Linked DNA regions of Mus musculus: region 1 is linked to region 2. The links are chromatin contacts, found by Hi-C or POLR2A ChIA-PET in ENCODE. All regions are on one chromosome and are shown on one strand. The core of a region is the stretch at or near the end of the contact, and the rest is flanking DNA. Distances in the headings are between cores, read along the strand shown.

The links. A loop is a pair of places that touch in the nucleus more often than their neighbours do. ChIA-PET counts read pairs that join two places held with the same protein, here RNA polymerase II (POLR2A).
Region 1: POLR2A ChIA-PET joins it to region 2 with 11 read pairs in embryonic stem cell. The contact joins the promoter of Dennd1c here to the promoter of Khsrp in region 2. A Hi-C loop is called at or near these places in 2 of 37 maps with a recorded cell type or tissue (heart and left cerebral cortex). POLR2A ChIA-PET finds 5 or more read pairs at or near these places in 4 of 5 experiments (Patski and embryonic stem cell).

What each region holds. Positions count from the first base shown.
Region 1 is chr17:57,076,761-57,080,387 of GRCm38, reverse strand. It overlaps Dennd1c (DENN/MADD domain containing 1C), which reads left to right and starts at 1,890. Exons shown (of 24, transcript NM_153551.2): 1 at 1,890-1,998; 2 at 3,383-3,447; 3 at 3,527-3,570. The coding sequence starts at 1,982. It overlaps Tubb4a (tubulin, beta 4A class IVA), which reads left to right. Exons shown (of 4, transcript NM_009451.4): 4 at 1-327.
Region 2 is chr17:57,029,732-57,033,380 of GRCm38, reverse strand. Khsrp (KH-type splicing regulatory protein) reads left to right here and starts at 1,874. Exons shown (of 18, transcript NM_010613.3): 1 at 1,874-2,233. The coding sequence starts at 1,982. Slc25a41 (solute carrier family 25, member 41) reads left to right here. Exons shown (of 7, transcript NM_175333.3): 7 at 198-609. The coding sequence ends at 385.

The DNA.
Region 1 (3,627 bases), core at 641-3,140, 47 kb before region 2:
CTCCTGAACCATTCTCCTCCACCTCTGACATGCCCAGATATTTCTCTAGATCTTAACATTTTCCCCAGCCTCCAAGTCCTCTCACCTTGCCTTACCTCTGACCTCACAGCTACCCACTCCTGACCCAGCACCTTCACTCTGGCTCCCGTAAGTCCCCGTATGTTCCTGCCCTTGTGCCTTAGTTCAGTTCCTACCAGAGAAGTGCTGAAGGACGAGGAAAAAGAGAGGCCTGTTGCCTGGGGTGAGAGAGCCCCTCCCTAAAATCCACCCCACCCTGCTCTCCCCTGCTGACCCTCCATCAATAAATGAGTCATTGCTTTGGTGTGGTTTCTGTTTGATTTAGTTTCTTCTCTGAGTGCAGCTAGGGAGTGGAGGGGCCCACCAGCCACTGAAGATCAGCTCCTGGAGTGGTGGGGTACAGGGATTGCAGAGCCAAACAGACCAGGCTAGACCAGAGCAACTCTGTAGTGTAAGATAAGCCACTTGCACACCAGGAACATGCATACTGGGGCCACAGTCTGTACTTTGGAAAGATGGACCTGAAGGTCACTGGATCTCCCCCATCCCGTCCCCCCCCCCTTTCCAGTGTGGCCACACTGAATCACTGAATGCATCTTCTGCATTTTGTTTGGTTTGGGTTTTGGTGTTTTTGAGACAGGATCTCCCTATGTAGAGAGTTCCAGGTTGTCCTGGGACTCACCGTGTAGCCCAAGCTGGCCCTAAACTCACAGAGCTCTGCCTGCCTCTGCCTCCTGAGAGCTAGGATTAAAGGTGTAGCTGATTGGCTTCTCAAGGATGGGTAGCCACGCTTAAGACTTCTTTTTTTTTTTTAATTTTTTTCAGTATAATATTGATTTTATTTCTAATTGTGTGAATGGGTATCTAGAAGCCAGAGGCTTCAGATCCACTGGAGCTGAAGTTGTGAACCACCCATGTGGTGTTTCACTTACATCCTGTGTGTCTTAATTAGGGTCTCCATTGCTGAGAAGAAACACCATGGCCAAGGCAACTCTTATAAAGGACAACATTTAATTAGGGCTGGCTTACAGGATCAGAGGTTCAGTCCATTATCATCAAGGTGGGAGCATGGCAGCATCCAGGCAGACATGGTTCAGGAGAAGGAGCCAAGAGTTCTACATCTTGATCCGAAGACAGTCAGGAGAAGACTGTCTTTTTTCAGGCAGCTAGGAGAAAGGTCTCAAAGCCCACACCCTCAGTGACACAGCTCCAGGAGTTCAACAAGGCCACACCTACTCCAATAAGACCACACCTCCTAATAGTGCCATTCTCTGGGCCAAGCATATTCAAGCCACCACACTGTACAATAGCAGTACATGCACTTAACTATGGAACTATGTCTCCAATCCCTGAAGCTAACTTCTTGGGGTACAGATGGAACCCTAAATTTGGTAATACCCGGGCCTGTCTGCCTGTCTTCAGTCAATTCTGTGACCTCTCTCAGTGTGCGTGTGGGGGAGTGTCTGTGTGTGCCCATGTGCTCACCTTACCTGGGTTCTGAGCCTCTCCTGCATTTCCATCAGGATTCCTGTGTGACTCCAGCGATCAACCTCTGTCAGCCTCTTTTGCTCTTCAGTGCAGCTGCCCCTTGTAAATGAAACCAAGAAGCAACACAGGGAAATGATGGGGGTGATCTTCACAGGCTTTCAATACCCAGGGGACTCAGAAAGAAAGGGCCTGGGTGTGGCCATGGGGACCATAAGGGTGAAGCTAGACTTCCCAACCTGGCCCTGTTTCCCATAGACCCTGTCCCCACCTAGGCTGTGAAGCCAGGACGCCTGAGTTCCTCACAGAGGGTGGGGGCGGGGGCCTCCTTTGGCTGGGACGTCACCCTGTTAAACTTCCTCTCTCAGCCACACAGGAAACTGAGCAGATCAGGGGCCCAGCCCCAAGCAAACACAGGCTCCCCCAGCCCCAGAAGCACTAGGGGAAAGGGCCCAGCTGGGCCAGCCCTGCAGAGACCATGGGATCCACAGAGACGTAAGAGCTGTCTTCCCTCCATCCTGTGCAGCGAGATTGCCAGACCTGAGCCGGGGTGGGGTTGGGGGAGGGCAAAAAACAAAAAAACTGGGGCTACAGCAGGGGAGGGCCCAGGAAGCACAGCTACCCACTGACCAGAGGGGCTTCTAGGGACCTGATCAGGCCATTCTCTTCAATTTTCCTGGCTCTAGATCTGTGTAATGAAACCAGGGACTTTAGGAGTATGACGCTCCAGTAAGGGTGGGGTTTTTAGGAAGGTGATTTCCAGGAGGGGATAGTCAGTGGTAAGGTGTGAAGGGTATGGTGGGAAACTGTCTGTCAACCTTAGTGGGGGACTCATGGGTGTCTGTGTCCGTACAACAATGAGATGCTTCAGGTGCTCATGTCAGGGTGGTGTGTGTAACCAGATGGGATATGGTATCAGCAAGACAGACACTTCCCTTGGTTTCTGAAAGCTAAGGCCTCAGCATCTTCTGCTAGATGCAGTAGACAGCAGGGAAGAGCAGGCTGTGGGGCTTGCAGTTCAGTGCCAAGACACCTTGCTCTTCTTTCTCTGCTGAGTGTGGGCCGCACAAAAATCTCCCAGAGACACAAGGACAAGCCATAAATATGCTCAAAGGCACAGGGAAAGAAGAGATAGGACTCACATGATACACACCTGAGACTCTGCCGTTCTACCCCACAGATTCAAGAGACAGGCACCAGAAAGAATCATAAGTATGTTCTTTTTATCCAAGTGCTTGTTACAGGCAGACACACTGTCACAGGCATGCCTTTATCTCTGACTCCTCTTGCTACCTTTTCTCTGTCTCTGTCTCTGTCTCTGTTTCTCTCTCTTCCTCCCTCCCTAACTCTCTGTCTCTCTGTTTCTGTGTCTCTCTGTGTCTGTGTCTCTCTGTGTCTCTCTGTGTCTCTGTGTCTCTCTGTGTCTCTGTGTCTCTCTGTGTCTCTGTCTCTGTCTCTCTCTGTCTCTCTCTGTCTCTCTCTGTCTCTCTCTGTCTCTCTCTCTCTCTCTCTCTCTCTCTTGGTCTGTCTGTCTCCCCCTGCCTTCTCTCTCCTCTCTGTCTCTAGCCCTCTCTTTAGAAACAGGGTCTCAGTATGTAGTTCTGACTAGCCTGGAACTCCTATGTAGATCAAGCAAGCCTTGAACTCACAGAGATCTACCTGCCTTTGCCTGGGGGTTAAGGGTACAGCCACCATGGCTTTCTCTCTTTTTCCTTCTCTTCTCTGACCCCGTACTTCAGCAGCATTCACACCTGGCTCCACCCCTCAGGGGGCCCACACCAACACACCTAGTTACACACGAGACAGGGAACAGGAAAACAGAAGCACACAGATACAGACTCAGAACACACACAAGCTAAAGCCCCCTCACGGTCCACAGAAGGCATCCCCCTGCCATGTTTGACTGGTTCTTTGAAGCTGGCTGCCCCAACTCCCTGGAAGAGGGTAAGTTAGGAGACCTGGGGCTGGAGAGATGGGAGGGAGGGTGTGAGGCCGCAAGCTCAGCAGCTGGCCCTCCCTACAGATCCCCCCATCCTGCGGCAGTTCCCTCCAGACTTCCAGGAGCAGGTAGGTATTCCGAAGGCATCCCAGGGCTGGTCCAGCAGAGGGAGGGGGCCATGGGCC
Region 2 (3,649 bases), core at 625-3,124:
ATCAAGAGTTCAAAGCTAGCCTCAGCTACATATGGAGTTCTAGGCCAATCTGCACCATATGATACCATGTCAACATACATACATACATATATAACAATAACCAAATGATCTCTACAACATTCCCTCAGTGTGATCAGATCCTTCACAGTGAATCTCACATCATACCCAGTGCTGACCTTGTCTATGTCTATCCCCAGACACTGTGGAGGGCTCCAACCCCACCATGCAGGGAGTCTTCAAGAGGATACTGAGCCAGCAGGGCTGGCCGGGGCTGTACAGAGGCATGACACCCACTTTACTGAAGGTGTTGCCAGCAGGCGGCATCAGCTACCTGGTGTATGAAGCCATGAAGAAAACCCTGGGTGTACAAGTCCTGAGCAGATGACCTGCCCTGAACAAGAAGAGAATGGAAGACCCAGTGTCCCTGAGTCTCAAAAAGCACTCCAAGGCTCAGGCTTTAAGGCCATTTTGGTTTGCAAAAACCACCCAGGACTCGGATTAGAAAAGCGCTGGGAGTCCTCCAATTGGGATTCTGAGTTGGGATTCCAGCCGGGTTTTTGCAGGCTTGTTCAAGAGAAGATGCAGACAATGAATAAAGATAGTTTTGGACGTCTGTGTCTGAGATTAGCTGGTTCTGGGTGGGAGCTGGGAGATGGGGTGTATCGTCTAGGGTGCTTGCCTAGCATTTATGAGATCCTAAGTTCAACCCCCACCCTGACGACTTGGGGATCAGGAGGACCTGAGATTTTGGGGTCCAGGCTAGGAGCTCTAGGGGTCTTGAACTCCGGTAAATGGACCTGGGACTTCTGGGCCCAGGGTGGCAACTGGAAGTTTGGACTCCTGTGGGAACTTGGGGTTCCTTCTTAGTCCAGGGTTGGGAGCAGGAGACTTGGACCCCTGTGGGGGGCCTGGGTCGAGGTTGGGAATAGGCTTGAAGTTTGAGGAGTTGGTGTCATGAGTCTTGGAAGTGAAGGTCCTTTGAGGGAAAATCTTCACCCAATTTCGGGCCACCACTCCCCCCACCCCCCAAGGCTTCGGGCAGGCCACGGGCAAGGCCTCCCCAAGCCAGGCTACTGGGGCGCTGACTTAAGGTCCTGCCCATAGTTCCGGCTGCTGAGCACTACCTCCCACGTCCTCTGCCACTCACTTCTGCTCCCACTAATCCGCTCCTGCCGCCTGGTAGCGGGTTCCACCCCAATGCAGATGCGCTTTCACTGGCTCTCAGCAAGCGGGCACTATTACTTCTGTTACTGCTATTTGTCCACAGAGGGGTCAATCATTGAACGCTTGCCCTTGTCGCTCAGCCATTGGCTCAGAAGTCAGAGGACAAGGATTCTGAGAAAAGTCACGTCCAAATCCAAGCGCATCCTCCAAAATGCTTCGGGGACTGGATCAAATGACTGCCAATCTTAGCAAGCACCGCCTCCTAAGTGTATTCATTAGCTGGTGTTGACGACTATCTTGCCGAGCGCCCGCCCAGCTCATCCCAGAGAATTTTCATAGGCTCCGCCCTCAAGGCCACGTGACTGATCAGAGCCGTCACTCTCATCCTAGAGCCGCCCCGAGAAGGTGGAACTCGCGCTTCATTGGGCCTCCTGACTTCTCGCGTGACTTCCAATTGCCCGCCCAGCGCCAGCAGCCCTGGGCTTATTGAGTCCTATCTTCGTCAGTCACACCGCGCCTCCCGCCCCCTGCATCTTCCGAAGCTCTGACTGGTCGCCCGGATTTACGGCCCACGATTGGCGGGCGTAGAGTGGTAGCCGTATACTACTGGCTGTTCCTCGGCGTCCGTCAAGCCGGTGGCGGGAGGAGGTGCCCCTCTTCCCCCTCCGCGACCCCCCCTCCCCGTCGCCTTCCCAGCCGCTGGCTTCCCATCGTGCTCCGCGGCCGTGTGGAGCGAGGCCTTGTTCCCGCGTTGAGCCGCCGCCGCCTCCGCCTCCTCAGCTTGAAGCCTCCGCACCAAGCCCGTCCCCGCCGCGCCATGTCGGACTACAACACCGGAGGTCCCCCGCCCGGCCCGCCGCCTCCCGCTGGCGGCGGAGGGGGAGCCGCGGGTGCGGGAGGAGGCCCTCCGCCGGGCCCGCCGGGCGCGGGAGACCGGGGCGGCGGAGGCCCTGGCGGCGGCGGCCCGGGTGGAGGAGGCGCGTCCGGGGGCCCCTCACAGCCTCCCGGTGGCGGCGGCCCTGGGATCCGCAAGGACGCCTTCGCCGACGCCGTGCAGCGGGCCCGCCAGGTGAGGGGGCCGCGAGGGCGCGTGCGCGCGCGCGGGGGAGGGGGCAGCGGCGCGCGCGGGGTCGCGGGAGGGTCACGTGGGCGGCGGGCTCGGGGCGGGGAGTCTGGGGCCGTCACGGTGTGAGGGTGACCCTCTGCGTGCGTGTAGTTAAGGGTGCGTTGAAGGGGGGATCTCCGAAAACTAGACTTTGCACTGGACGGTTTCTCTTGGGTACCAGGGCTTGCAGCCTTTGGGGTCCCTGAGACCCACCCCTGTACTTGCACCAGGTCTTCTCTATTAGGAGGGTTGCAGCTTTGGAGTTCCCACGATTTTTTTCCTGGGTGTACTAGAGGATTCCTCTAGGACCCATAAAGGTTGCAGTCTGGGACAGTGTCCCCAAGAGCCACCCCCCGAGCTTGCACCCGTTATTTCCATTCAAGATATAGGGTTTGCATTCTGAGGACCACTCTAAAGTCCAAGACTGTTTGTGATTTGGAGAGGTCTCCTAGTTTTCCAAAGGCCTGAGCTTGAATGTTATGAGGATGTCCCCAAGAATCACTCCTGGGTTTTCACTTAGGCACCCCCTTAGGACCCATGGGGTTCTAGAAACTGAGGCAGATCTGTAAGAGCAATTCCTGAGTTCATGAAGGATGGGGTCAGAGATGCTGTGAGACCCCTCTTTGAACCCTTGGAGTCTTAGGGTCCCCAAGGGCTTCTCAGGGTTTGTAAAGTTGCATCGCAGGATGGTAGGAGACCGCTATTCAGAGACCTGAGGGTTCAGAATATATTAGTTCCCAAGACGGAGTCCTAGGTTTGCACAGGGACTGAGCTTGGCCGTATACTTAGAAAGTGGGGGGGACCCATCTTAGCACACATTTGCACCCGCCCAGAAATTCAACTCCCTTTTAGAGGATCTTGCTTTACACACCATTACTCCTATTTTCAAGTCAAAACAGGTCCCCTGGCCCATTTCTGTACCTTCCCTAGGAAGGGATTTGGTAAGGGGTTGGGAGAGTTCTTTCTGATGAAGAGAGGACCGACCCTTTGTTAGAGAGCCTGGGCTTTGGGATGAGGTGGGGAAGGTGGACACGGGATCCTGCTTTTTACTGTTTGAATTCAAAAGTATTGTCTGTCTTTGGGAACATGCCTTGTTTTGATGACCGCATTTAAGAGTGTTATGTGCTGGTGTGACCTGGCTCAGCCTTGCTCACAACCCCACTCGGGTACATTCTGAGAGTTGGACAGGCCAGGCTTACCACAGATGCTGCTATCCTGGGGTTGTCCCAAGGCCTCCGGCCTAAGGACTGGCTCCTCCCTAGGTGGGAGGACCCATTGAGTTACTGCCCTCTTCATTATCACCTCTGCCTTCCTCCGAGGTGGGATGGGCTTTAGCGTGCCTTTTTTCTGGTCATCCCCCAAATTGTCTTACGAGGCAGC